Regions from separate parts of the Mus musculus genome. Here all the other regions are linked to region 1. Evidence: chromatin contacts called from ENCODE Hi-C or POLR2A ChIA-PET data. All regions are on one chromosome and are shown on one strand. Each heading gives the region's core, a stretch centred on a gene start or an enhancer-like site at or near the end of the contact. The rest is flanking DNA. Distances are from core to core; before and after follow the strand shown. Region 1 holds the start of Sfr1 (SWI5 dependent recombination repair 1). Region 2 holds the start of Gsto1 (glutathione S-transferase omega 1). Region 3 holds the start of Cfap43 (cilia and flagella associated protein 43).

Region 1 (3,954 bases), core at 854-3,353:
TATAAAAACAAGTCAGAACATTTGCAAGGCAAGATGTTGTTTTCCTTTATGTAGTCAGTAAAAGCATAGCTCTAAGATTAGGCTGTAATAACAAAAGAATTTGGGAGCAGCTGATTTTAGACTTATAAAAACAACTCACCCTTACGCCTCAAGGCATCCTGAATATGAAGTGTGCTTTGTGCTTCAAGTGTCAGGGCAGGTAAGTCTGCCCTTTTTTGTAATGAGAGAACTCATAGGAAGGAAAAAATGAGAAGAAATGATTTCACAGACTGATCTGTGAGTTGGTGAGTAACACTTGTACCATAAAAATCATGCATTCTACTGCCTTCCCCTTAATCTCAGCACTCGGGAGACAGAGGCAGGAGGATTTCTGTGAATTCCAGACCAGTCTGGGCTACAAAGCAAGGTCCAGAACAACCAGGGGAGTTACAGAGGAACCCTGTCTTAAAAAACCATCAAACAAAACAACCTCCTGTCCCCAAGTAATGAATTCTGTTCTTGCTGTTTCTTAAACATTTAGGAGTGGAACATTAATTTATTAATGGTCACATGTGAAGGCTTGACGTTTTCTGGTATTTATGGCTTAAGTTGTGTGGACTTTTAGCTATCATAGCACTCTTTTAAAAATCCGTGCTTTTGGGAAAGGTAAGGGATAAAAGCTTGTGAGACATTGCTTTAAGTCAATTAGGGAATGACGAATATGCTTGACTAAATGTTCCTTTGGTGTTTTGCATGATTCTAGCTGCCTCTCATACATTATCATTGAATTTCCCTGTCTCTAGGAGGTGAATATTGTTCTCATTTACCAAGCCATCGAACTGAGGTCCACGGCCACACTACACTCCATTGCACAAAACAAAAACAAACCAAAGAAGAAACCGTGGTGCCAGGACTCTAATCTAGGCAATTGCAACATCTGCAGATCTAATCACCTCATTAAGTTCCTTTAGGTTCTGTATTTATTAACTGACCGCCTAGGAGTCTAATCAGTTCTTTCGGGTTACTTTAAAGCCACTATTAGCAGATATTCGGAAAGAGAGCTGTCCCTTATTACAAACTTCCCAGTGACTCACAAGTTAGCTCAACTTCTCTACACCCACGGCTCCACCCAAGCTAGTTCATTTTGCTGTTGCATAGCAACAGAACATCCTGAACACTAGAAGGCCGTGCAGCCTCCCAGAGTCTAGCAAGGGGCCTCCTGGGGGCCCCCAGAGCCTAGCAAGGGGGCATCCCGGGAGTCGAGCCAGGGTCTAGCAAGGGGCCTCCCGGGGGCCCCCCAGAGTCTAGCAAGGGGCACCCCCAGGAGTCGAGCCAGGGTCTAGCAAGGGGCCTCGGGGGGGGGGGGGCAGGATCAAGCAAGGGGTTTAGTTCTCAAATATCTGAATTCTAGTCCGAACCTGTCGGATCGACCGCGCCCCGCTTCCTGTTCTGCGCCATAATACACTTCCTTAGGTTATTTTTTTCTCAGATTTGACCAAAACATGTGAAGCCAAGCAGAGGTGGGCACAGACCAAAATAAGGGGGCGAGTCCGCAAGGCAGGCTGGGGATGCCCTCTACTGTTTATGCAGAGACACCCACATAGACTCCGAGCCAGCAGGGAGCCGAGCGGGCCCCGCGGTTTCCGGCCCTGCCACGTCTGAGGAAAAGCCTTTGCGGTGGGGAAAGCCGAGCCTGCCAGGGGGCGAGCGCTGCCAGAGGGCGGTGCTCTCGGGCGCGCCACCCTGACGATACCCACCCCGCCCCCAACCCCACCAGGGAAGCTGCTCGGGAAGGCAGCTGGCACCGCAACTCCCAAAGGCAGTGGCGAGCGGAAGCGCGCCCCCCTCAGGCCCCTCCAAGGGCCTAACATCGTTTTTTCCATGGACGCCACCCCACGGCTGGCGGCCGCGCGCGCGTAGCCGAGCCCTGGAGCGCGCCGGCCAGCCCTGCCAATCACGAGCCGCGCCCGCCTCCCGCCAGGCCCCGCTCCGCCCCGTGGCCCAGGCCCGCGGCCCGCCGCGCACGCGCAGTCGGAGCTGTACGGAGCACATCCGCCTGCTCCGGCCAAGCTAGCCAATCGTACGTCTCTTCTCCGGTGAGGCTCCGCCCCCGGGGCGAGGTCAGTGGGCTGCGGGCGCTCCGCTGGCTGTGTGTACGGTGTGTCGCCGCTGTGAGCATGGCTGAGGAAGGTACTGAGCTTTCTCCCTGGGGTTGGCCTGAGCGGCAGGCCTGCGGGTGTCTGGGTATCTGACGGAGAAGCTCTCTCCGGCGTCGCGGGAGCTCGGCCTCCTGCTCTGTGGGATAGAGGGCTTTCTGTGGCGAGGGAGGCGGAGGAGTGGAGGAGGAGGGCTACGGGGTTGCTGAAGAGAAGGGAGCTGGGGGGAGCGCGCTTTCTGTGGTGGGGGGACGGGGTGGGGAAAGGGGGAGCTGAGTGGGGTGCGGGGACGGGGGGAGGGCTTTCTGTGGTGAGGAGGGAGGGGAAAGGGGGAGGGAGAGTGGGCGGGGCTTTGTGGAGAAGATGGACGGGGCTGGGGAGGAGGGCGGAGTCTTTGACCATAGTAAACCCAAAGGGGCAGATGCTGCTTTCTGACACCTCGGGACTCGTTCTTGGTTCTAGGCGCAAAGCTTTTAAGAGTCAAGATTCAGGCTGTATTGCTTTTATTTACGAAATTATAACAAAAATTAAAGTTCTTGACTAGTTATAGTTCCCCTTCCTGAAACGCAAATTTTTGGGGGTGTTTTGAAGGGAAAAAAAGAAAGACAGTGAGATACTAGCTGGTTTATTTGTCGTGAAAGAAACAGGACTTGGTTACTTCCCCATGTGGAGAGGTAAATGGAAAATATGAGAAGAATTAGAATAAATTATAGCTACATGTAATTGGAAGAAATGGCTGACTATTTTTGGTGTTTAGTTCACTGAAGAAAATTTTGTTCAGAAAAATTGAGGTCTGTTTTGAGATAATTTGATTATCATTCGCGTCTTTTCTTTTTGATAAGGAAATCAGGAGTTCACTTCCAAGATGGAAAACTCATCAGATTCAGCATCGACTTCACCTGATGCTCCTCAGCCCAGTGAGAATCCACCATCACCACCGACTTCACCTGCCGCTCCTCAGACCAGTGAGAATCCACCATCACCACCGACTTCACCTGCCGTTCCTCAGACCAGGGAGAATCCACCATCACCACCGACTTCACCTGCCGCTCCTCAGCCCAGGGAGAATCCACCATCACCACCGACTTCACCTGCCGCTCCTCAGCCCAGGGAGAATCCACCATCACCCCCGACTTCACCTGCCGCTCCTCAGCCCAGGGAGAATCCACCATCACCCCATTCGAATAGTTCAGGAAAACAAGTATGGATATCTGTGTTGTCCTCTATCCCCCACCCCCATCTGTTCTGTTCCAGAGTATTCTGATAGTGCCAGTTTTAAGGCTACTGGAGTGTGAATTAATATGTAGCTCATACCTTTCTAACTGCCAAGATTTTCTTCTTGAATCGGTTCATTTTGTTTAATTTCTTATGAGGTTACTGCGATGCTCCAAACCAAGGAAACTTGAATCTGTACAGTATTTCTTAGGGGGAAGTCTTTGGTAGCAGGTCTTCTCCTTAGTTTATAGTTCTGAAGCATTTCTAGTATTATCAGGCAAATACTAGCTGCCAGTGGCAGGCGAAGTGTCTCAGTCCTATTTTAGTTAACCTTGCTAAAGTAAGACTATAGGTAGCCTCTGGATATTAGAGACATTGGTGATGCTCGCATGAGATTTGTGGAAACAGAAAGCCATCCATTGTACCTATCGTAGAAGCATATAGCCTTTATTTTTAATAGATTGACTTACTACAAGAATGTATCCTTAACATTTTTGATGTTTGTGTCTTTTTCAGCCTCTGAGTGGAACACCTAAAGAAAGGTTAAAGAAAGCAAGATCTTCATCTCATTCATTTTGTAGTGTGGTGAAGCGTATGAAGGTAG
Region 2 (3,954 bases), core at 496-2,995, 120 kb after region 1:
CAATCTATTAAACAGTGCTGGCCAGGCTATGGCTTGGTCAAGCTGTGGTTTGGCTCAGTCTGTTTCTACACGATGACCTTGAAGGAGTCTTTATTACTTGTGTGGACAATTTGGTTGCCAAAGGATGGTGGCTGCTGTTTGGGGATAATTTTCTTATGAAATGATCTATCTTCCCAGTTCTTTTACTCCCAGAATTCATGGTGTCTTCAGGTTTATTGGAATGACTGGAGCTTATCTGGAACATTCTCTGATAGCTGGAATGAGATGTTATAAAAGCTAATAGTCAGATATTTTAGCTATTCGTAACATATAGAAATAAAAGTTTTTTATTAAAACACCATCTGCGAGGCAGTTGATAAGACCTTCAACAACCTGAATTTGATCCTGTCAATATAGATTATAAATTGGACAGTATGAAATTACCCATCATTCTTCTGAAAAGTTACAGAAGGTTGCTGCATCGGGTGGACACATCTGGGCAGTGAAGGTGAACATTACGTAGAAGGTTAAAAACTATTTCTTGTCACTAGGGTTTTTAATTTTTTCGTCTTCTTGCAATATAGTCGACTCAGATTAATCTCTTCAGGTTACAGCTACAACAAAATATATAGTCCCGTGGCAGTTTGACTGTGGCCAGTAGAGATATATGCCCAGATGTTTGAGGGCTATGTTCTCAGCTGCTAGGACTTAGGCATGATCCCTACTATAATGGCCACCAGTAACGTAGCACAGTGGTTTTCTGTATATTTTCCTTTCTTTATTTGAAGAATTAATGTTTGCTAGTTCATCCACAGCAAGCCCTGCCTGCTAGGGTGCTGCCATTTCCTGGCCGCAATTGTTAGACGTATGAGTCATTTAAGTCACTTTGGCATTTTGTTCCGTAGTTCTAGTGAGCACAGGGAGAAGCCAGGATCAAAACTGGAGCTGGCTCCAAGGGCATTCTCTGCTTCTCCAATAATAGAGCTGGAAACAAAACCCAGGCATGCTCTTTCATAAATAGCCCCGGAGTTAGTAGCTTTTATCCATGAGCTTTGCGAATCCTGGAGGCAAACTCTCCTCATGCCTGAATAAGAAGACAGCAGTTTTCGCAAGCCCTCTGGCCAGATTTTTTTTTTTTTCTTATGGACTCAAAAGGCTAAATTTTCTCAGCCCACTGTGCTTAAACCAGCGTGTGCTCTTTCTAGGCTTCCAGACAAATGTTTTATGGATGGAATTTTGAAAGCACAACTGCGTCCGGAGGCTAATAACATCCAGATGTGTGCTCTTTTCTATATGCCGAAATGTGCCTCTGTAGGTGACTATAGGGATGGCAGCTTATAGTAAGCTAGTACTGACAGAAGAAAAGACCGTCCAGGTGGCTAGACCACCTCCTAGACCCCTCTGGAATGTTGGAAATTTGGGGGCAGAGCTAGAGCTCACATACCAGTGGAGTGGGTGTGGGAGGTATGGAGGTCAGGGCCAGAGTCCTGTGTGAAGGCAGACAGGAAACCTTCGGCCTGGAGGGATGGGGTGGCTCTTTCTGAGCATCTCTGCTTTGGCCGGCTCCAGGTGGTCATCACATGACACAAGAAACCACAAGACCCCTTGTGTGGAGGCGGGGTGTGTGTCTCTGTGGTTTTGTTCCTCCTTGCACTACCTCCGCAGCGAACCTGGGAGCCCACCGGTTAACGTCACACAGCATCAGGATCCAGGATCGCAGCGGCCGATGCTTTCCCTTTAAAGGCGGGGGCGGCTCCCGGCCAGGAGGCGCGGTCTGGGCGGGGCTGAGTTCTAGGACAGTGTACAAGACCTCGTGCTTCCAGAGTCGCCCGCAAACGGGAGCGGAACCCGCGTGGCTCTCGGCCTGCACGGCGGCTCAGCGATGTCGGGAGAATCCTCCAGGAGCCTGGGGAAGGGTGAGGCTACTGGTGTCGGGGACGCACCGTGTACCGGGGATGCCCGGGATCCCTGTGCGATCCGGGCCGTGACTGTCTCCTCTCTCCTGCAGGAAGCGCGCCCCCCGGCCCGGTCCCGGAGGGCCAGATCCGCGTCTACAGCATGAGGTTCTGCCCCTTCGCTCAGAGGACGCTGATGGTCCTGAAGGCCAAGGGAATCCGGTGAGGACGAGGGCGATGGCTCCGGAGCCGCTGGCGGCTGGGCTTCAACCCCTCGCGGCGTTGGCTTTGTGGTCAGGGGGAAATATTCTCAGCCTTTTGTAGGAGACTTTAGTTGCTCACCCTCTTTTCAAGGGGAGAATTGTCATGGACTCCAGGGCTCTAGGGCAGCCTGTTTAAGCAGTCTGGGGCTCAAAAAAAGCGTGTTTCCCCTCCCCACCCCCCCACGGTGAGGTTGGTGGTTTACACTAGATTGCGGAACCCTGGGGTGGCTGTCTCAGCTCGGGTCCTGGGATTCTTGGTGAACTAGAGGCTTGCTTCGCTGTTGCACAAAGGTCACCCGCCTAGCAGAGTTCTGAGCCGTGTGCACAGTCATTTAGGTTGTAAACACAAGGAAGTGTCAGAGTCAAGCCTTTGCAAAGCCTCCATATCCAAACAGTCTTTGACCTACGGGTTATCTACAGTTGGTGAGTCTCTTGGCTTTTCCCGATACCATGTTCGTTGGACCATTTCCCTTCCAATGTCTTGGGGGATCTTTTGAACAATTATTAGACACCTTCTGTTTGGAAGCTCACCCTTAAGAAAAAGTTCATGTATGCAGTTACAATTCGTAAACGACTTTTAGTCCATGGGGAGAATTGGCTAGGCAGGCAGTTCTTTTCCCTAAATGTTAAAATATGTAACCTAAGGAAGTATTTGAAAATTAATTGTCACTTTGTAACGATTTTAATTTCATTTGGATAGGAGATTTGGTTTTGAACACAAGAACGTATTTTTTTTTCTTAAAAAGCAATTTTTCTATATTAGTTGGAACTTTCACTCTAACAAAGAAACTCAAACTGAATTGAAAAAAATAAAAGATATTTATTGTTCTAATACAACGAGAGAGTCCAAGAACAGGGCACAATGCCTTGTGTGATGTGTTTCCTACTGAAACTCAGTGTGGAAAAGAATTATATTTCGCACCAGGATTTCCCAAGCAACATTGAAATTACTTTACCATAACAGGGGTGGGGGCCCTTACGGGGAGAGGGGTTCCTTCAGATAGTGTCTATTACTACTCGTTATTCACAGACCGATTTTAAACCAGGAAACTTTGCCTGGGGCAGTAGCGCCTTACACAGGGCATGTGTGTTGCACACTCTGTGTAAGGAGCATCCTCCAGCCTGTGGGCTCAGCTGTGCTGAGTGTTGGCTCAAAATGCCACGCTTCCAGCATTCACTTGTCTTCTTGATCTCCAGAGCCCAGGAATTGCCTTCCATTTTCAAAATATAATTCTCAGAGATGGACACTATTCTATGGCAAGGGCTTTTGTCTTTCCCATGACAGGTGGTTTGTATGTTCATTATTCTGTAAACCTTTTAACATGCTTGCATACACACACACACACACACACACACACACACACACCAGTGTTCACACTGGCTATTTGTTCTTGTGAGGGATTATGCATTGAAATCCATAAGCTAAATCTGATTTGTTGTGGGTGAAGACCCGGGAAGTCAGACGTGTTGGGATGGCTTACTTTTGAGTGGTCTCTCCTAGTGGACACTGTGCCTGATTTGAGTTCTTCGGACATCGCTTTAAGGATTAGAATGCTTTCCTGTCTCCTACAGTCTCTGCAGGATACAAGGCATACGCAGTTACAATCTGCATTTAGCCGGACTCCAATGGATTCTTTCTTTTTTTAATTTACTTTGTATACTTTTTAAAAATTATTTTTATGTTCATGTGTGTGCACCTGTGCATGAGTTTATGTGCTTGCGGGATGCCACAGAGCAAAAGAGGGCATTGGGTCCCCAGAAACTGGAGTTATGACCTCTGACGTGGGTCCTGGGAACTGAACCCAATCCTCTGCAAG
Region 3 (3,954 bases), core at 920-3,419, 110 kb after region 1:
GAACTAGATTTGTTCACATAAAAAACAAATTTCAGTAGCCAGGTGGTGGTGGTGCGTCCCTTTAGTCCCAGCACTCAGGAAGCAGAGGCAGGGGGAAATCTCTGAGTTCAAGGCCAGCTTGGTCTACAGAGTCAGTTCCAGGATACCCAGGGCTACACAGAGAAACCCTATCTTGAAAAACAAACAAAACAAAAATCCTTCAGTTCCGGGGTGAAGGGGGTGGGGGTGAGGTACCACAGGTGTGTGCTACCACGAAAGGATGATTCTGCCCTTTTAGGTAATTTCTGAGGTAATTCCAGTGTTGACGGGAAGCACACCACCTTTAAGTCAAACGGCTGACTTAAAGGGGGAGGGGGAGGGTGTCCCAGATACCTTTTAACTTGTTTTTTCTGGTCAGCGATGGGAAGCTGTATATGTAGATAACAGGTTTAAATCTTCGGTCAGAGAAAGCCACGACTTCACTGGGCACATTAGTTGCCATGACGCCCACAATCCCATTAATACACTGGAGTACAGTCTTCTTCTTGGTTTCCAGGTTAATGAATATTACAAAGTTCCCAGAAGGGTAGCAGATGGTCTGGTCATTGACAAAGTGGACGTTCTGACTAGGGAATCCTTGCACCCATCTTTGAGAAAAGATAGATCAGCATCAGTATGATCCACGCTCACTTCCTTTCCAACACAGCACCTAGAAAGCCATCCCAGTCTTTGAAACACATCCGCTTCATTTTTAACTCCCTCTCTGCTCCAGTCTTTCAGAGGAACACAGGGACTCACTGAGAAACCAGTGTGAGCCGATGGTCTAGAACAATGCAAAGGCTGGAGAGATGACTCAGCAGTTAAGAGCACTGACTGCTCTTCCAGAGGTTCTGAGTTCAATTCCCAGCAGCCAAATGGTGGCTCACAACCATCGGTAATGAGATCTGATGCCCTCTTCTGTTGTGTCTGAAGACAGCAACAGTGTACGTATATACGCATATACACATATACATAATAATAAATAAATAAATCTCTCTATATATATAAAAGAAATGCAAAGATCAATAGGTCTCTGGCCTGTGACATGGCTCACTAGGTTGAAAGGAAATTGTAGAAAACAGTGTATCCAGGGTTCTTTTCTCTTGACTGTTTTTTGAAAAACTAAACTCAAAATCACTTAAAAAAATCAACTAAACAAATTTAAAACCGCTTTGAGTAAGACAGCACACTCTATAGTTGTAAGCCACGTACGTGACTTGCTTATAGTTTACACACATGAAGAATGCACGGCTCTGTTTTAGACCTAAAAATCCACATAAGGACAAGGAAGACACGAGGGCAAAGGAGTTAGAACGTGAGAGGTCCATTTTAGGAGAGGATTGTGTGGTAGGTATATGGTGGAAGGAAAGTCTGAGATAAGGAAAATTCCATTTTATTTAAATATTAAAGATATGTTTGAAAGTGGAGGAAAGAGAGTGAAGGGCACATGTTTTCCGAGTCTGTCCCCCATCTCCTCCCATGACACAGAACAGCAGTGACAGGGGACCCTGAACTGTAAGCCATCCTTCAGAACGTGGAGGGACAGAAAAGTTAGCTCTTCCAGATGTCTAAGGCCCAGCAACTGCGCACAGGAATCCGGAGTGAGAAGGAAGGAGTTAGAAGGGAGGGAATCGCCTAAGAGGACGCTGATGAAGAGGAGGGCTGAATGGGTTTGCAGGAGCTCTGGGGTTGAGTACCACCGAGGCAGGAAGAGGATGCAAAAACAGAAGGTGGGGGAGAGGAATACCGGGCACACAAGTGAGGGTCCCTTAGCAGGAGAGCAATGTGGTGAGGTGGGAAACTGAGGGCCGGTTGGTCATTTGGTCAGGAGACCGACCGAGGGGTCCAACTGAAGAGGCTGCACAGGGTCGGAGCCGGGGGTGGGGAGGAGTTGCGGGGGTGGGGGTGGGGAGTGAGAAGCAGAGCGAGTTTGCTTGGAGGATTCGAGGGGCAGGGGTCCTGGCAGGGTTTCCCCCTCCAGCCCCTTGCGGCCGCGATGCCGCACCTCACCGACAGGGAGGATCCGGAGTAGTGGGCAGAGGCAGAGGCAGGGGCTGAGGCTGAGGCAGAGGCAGTGGCAGAGGCAGTGACGTCGTCGCGCTCCGGGTCTTGCGACATGCCGACTCCCAGCGCACCCGGGGCTGCGGCCGTTACTCCTTGGCCCGGCCGGGTCAGGCTAAGAAGCCCGCGAAGATGCCACTGTTTACACCTGTATCCTGGAGACCGGGAACCCCGCGCCCATTGGCTGGCGGGCGCCGCCTATGGGCGAGCGGCGAGCGAAGCCGAGCGGTGGGACCCTGGGTCGTGGATGCTGGAGTGCTTCTGCCTCAGCAAATAGTTTCAGTATTAATAAGTGTCAAGACGGTTATTAATTCTGCATGCTGCCATGCTACTCCTATCTATACGCCGGAAATATTTCATTTATTTCCCTGCACCGGTTAAGCCTGCTCGGAACCCAGTGAGCAGAAAGCCAAGTCAGAATCCAAAGGGTGAGGGGCACAATGGCTGCCTAACAACCCTTCAGGTGTCTCCTCTGTGAGCGCAAGGAGGCAGACTGAAGTAATCTGGTGGGTGATAGGCTATGCTCTTCTCTCCTAGCCCCTTGCCTCTGTCCTGTCTAATCCTTTTTCTTCCCTGAGTTTCTCTTCCCCTTTTCCAGTTCCTTCCTTCCCACCTGGCCAAAAAAAAAAAAAAAAAAAAAAAAAAGTTGGGCTCCCCATTCCCTCCCCGCTCCCACCAGCCTCTCCCTCCTTCTCCTCCTCCCCCTCCTCCTTCCCTCCTCCTCCTCCCCCTCCTCCTCCCCCTCCTCCTCCTCTCTCTCTCTCCCTCTCTCTCTGCCTTTACTACTCTATTAACTCCCCTTCCCATGGCCTGAATAAACTCTATTCTATACAAGAAGAAGAAGAAGAAGAGGAGGAGGAGGAGGAGGAGGAGGAGGAGGAGGAGAAAAGAAGAAGAAGAAGAAGAAGAAGAAGAAGAAGAAGAAGAAGAAGAAGAAGAAGAAGAAGAAGAAGAAGAGAAACAGGATGAAAGAAAGAAAGAAAGAAAGAAAGAAAGAAAGAAAAAGAAAGAAAGGAAATAATATGTTGGAAATGGCTGAGCCTGGTCTAGGGAATGTTCACTCCATCACTGTAACTGTTACAGTGGCAGGGCAGGGCTTCACCAATGAAAATGTTACAGCTTTGATAGGAAAGGTATCCTGGCAATTGGGAACCAAGCAATACCACCTTGTCACACTTTACAACAAACCTCACCCAAGAGATTTATTGGGAGGGGAAACCCAGGAGGGTGGATGCAATGCTTGGACTAGAAGCAGCTGTCAACTGAGCATAAGGTAGGGTTTTTATGTAGGGTTTCATGGCTGCTGGGCTTTCCAGGGTGGCCTGGGATTGGTGGAATTTTTTTTTTTTTTTTGTCTGATATTGTGGCAAGCTTAGGGATTGGTGGGATTCTTTTTCTTGGCCTTGGTCTTGGGGTCAAGTCAGGGTCATAGTGTTCTTTCTATTGCCCTTTTTACCCTACAGTAATGAACTATGGATGTGTTCAAGTAGGTTAAAGAAAGGGGGATTTTAAAGAGAGAGAGAAAAAAGAGGAAGACCTTTGAAGCAATAATCCACAGCATCAGTGTTTAATAACAAGAATGATGCTGAGGTAGAGCAGAAAGACGTGAAACTATGGAGTCAGGAGAAGGGAGAGCCAGCTAATCAGAGTCTGGCAGCTGAGAACCAAACGTTCCGAATGCAGGATAAAACCCACCAATTACATAATAAGGACACCCACCAATCCCTGAGTTCATTCAAGCTCAGGAATTGATATCTCACCAATCACCACCCTGGGAATCTCTATCCTGGAAAGCTCTGCACCTCCAGAAATCTTATATAAGCCCCGCCTTCTGCTCAAATTGCCTGAGCAAAAGCAGCCACTGTCCATCGTCCA

Evidence for each region. A loop is a pair of places that touch in the nucleus more often than their neighbours do. ChIA-PET counts read pairs that join two places held with the same protein, here RNA polymerase II (POLR2A).
Region 2: POLR2A ChIA-PET joins it to region 1 with 14 read pairs in Patski. The contact joins the promoter of Gsto1 here to the promoter of Sfr1 in region 1. POLR2A ChIA-PET finds 5 or more read pairs at or near these places in 2 of 5 experiments (Patski and embryonic stem cell).
Region 3: POLR2A ChIA-PET joins it to region 1 with 12 read pairs in Patski. The contact joins the promoter of Cfap43 here to the promoter of Sfr1 in region 1. A Hi-C loop is called at or near these places in 2 of 37 maps with a recorded cell type or tissue (both left cerebral cortex). POLR2A ChIA-PET finds 5 or more read pairs at or near these places in 2 of 5 experiments (Patski and embryonic stem cell).

What each region holds. Positions count from the first base shown.
Region 1 is chr19:47,729,653-47,733,606 of GRCm38, forward strand. Sfr1 (SWI5 dependent recombination repair 1) reads left to right here and starts at 2,104. Exons shown (of 4, transcript NM_026377.2): 1 at 2,104-2,169; 2 at 2,978-3,336; 3 at 3,867-3,954. The coding sequence starts at 2,157.
Region 2 is chr19:47,853,228-47,857,181 of GRCm38, forward strand. It overlaps Gsto1 (glutathione S-transferase omega 1), which reads left to right and starts at 1,746. Exons shown (of 6, transcript NM_010362.3): 1 at 1,746-1,895; 2 at 1,988-2,096. The coding sequence starts at 1,862. It overlaps Gm30021 (predicted gene, 30021), which reads right to left and starts at 1,689. Exons shown (of 2, transcript NR_166768.1): 1 at 1,424-1,689; 2 at 1-254.
Region 3 is chr19:47,835,192-47,839,145 of GRCm38, forward strand. Cfap43 (cilia and flagella associated protein 43) reads right to left here and starts at 2,170. Exons shown (of 38, transcript NM_027559.2): 1 at 2,024-2,170; 2 at 373-626. The coding sequence starts at 2,136.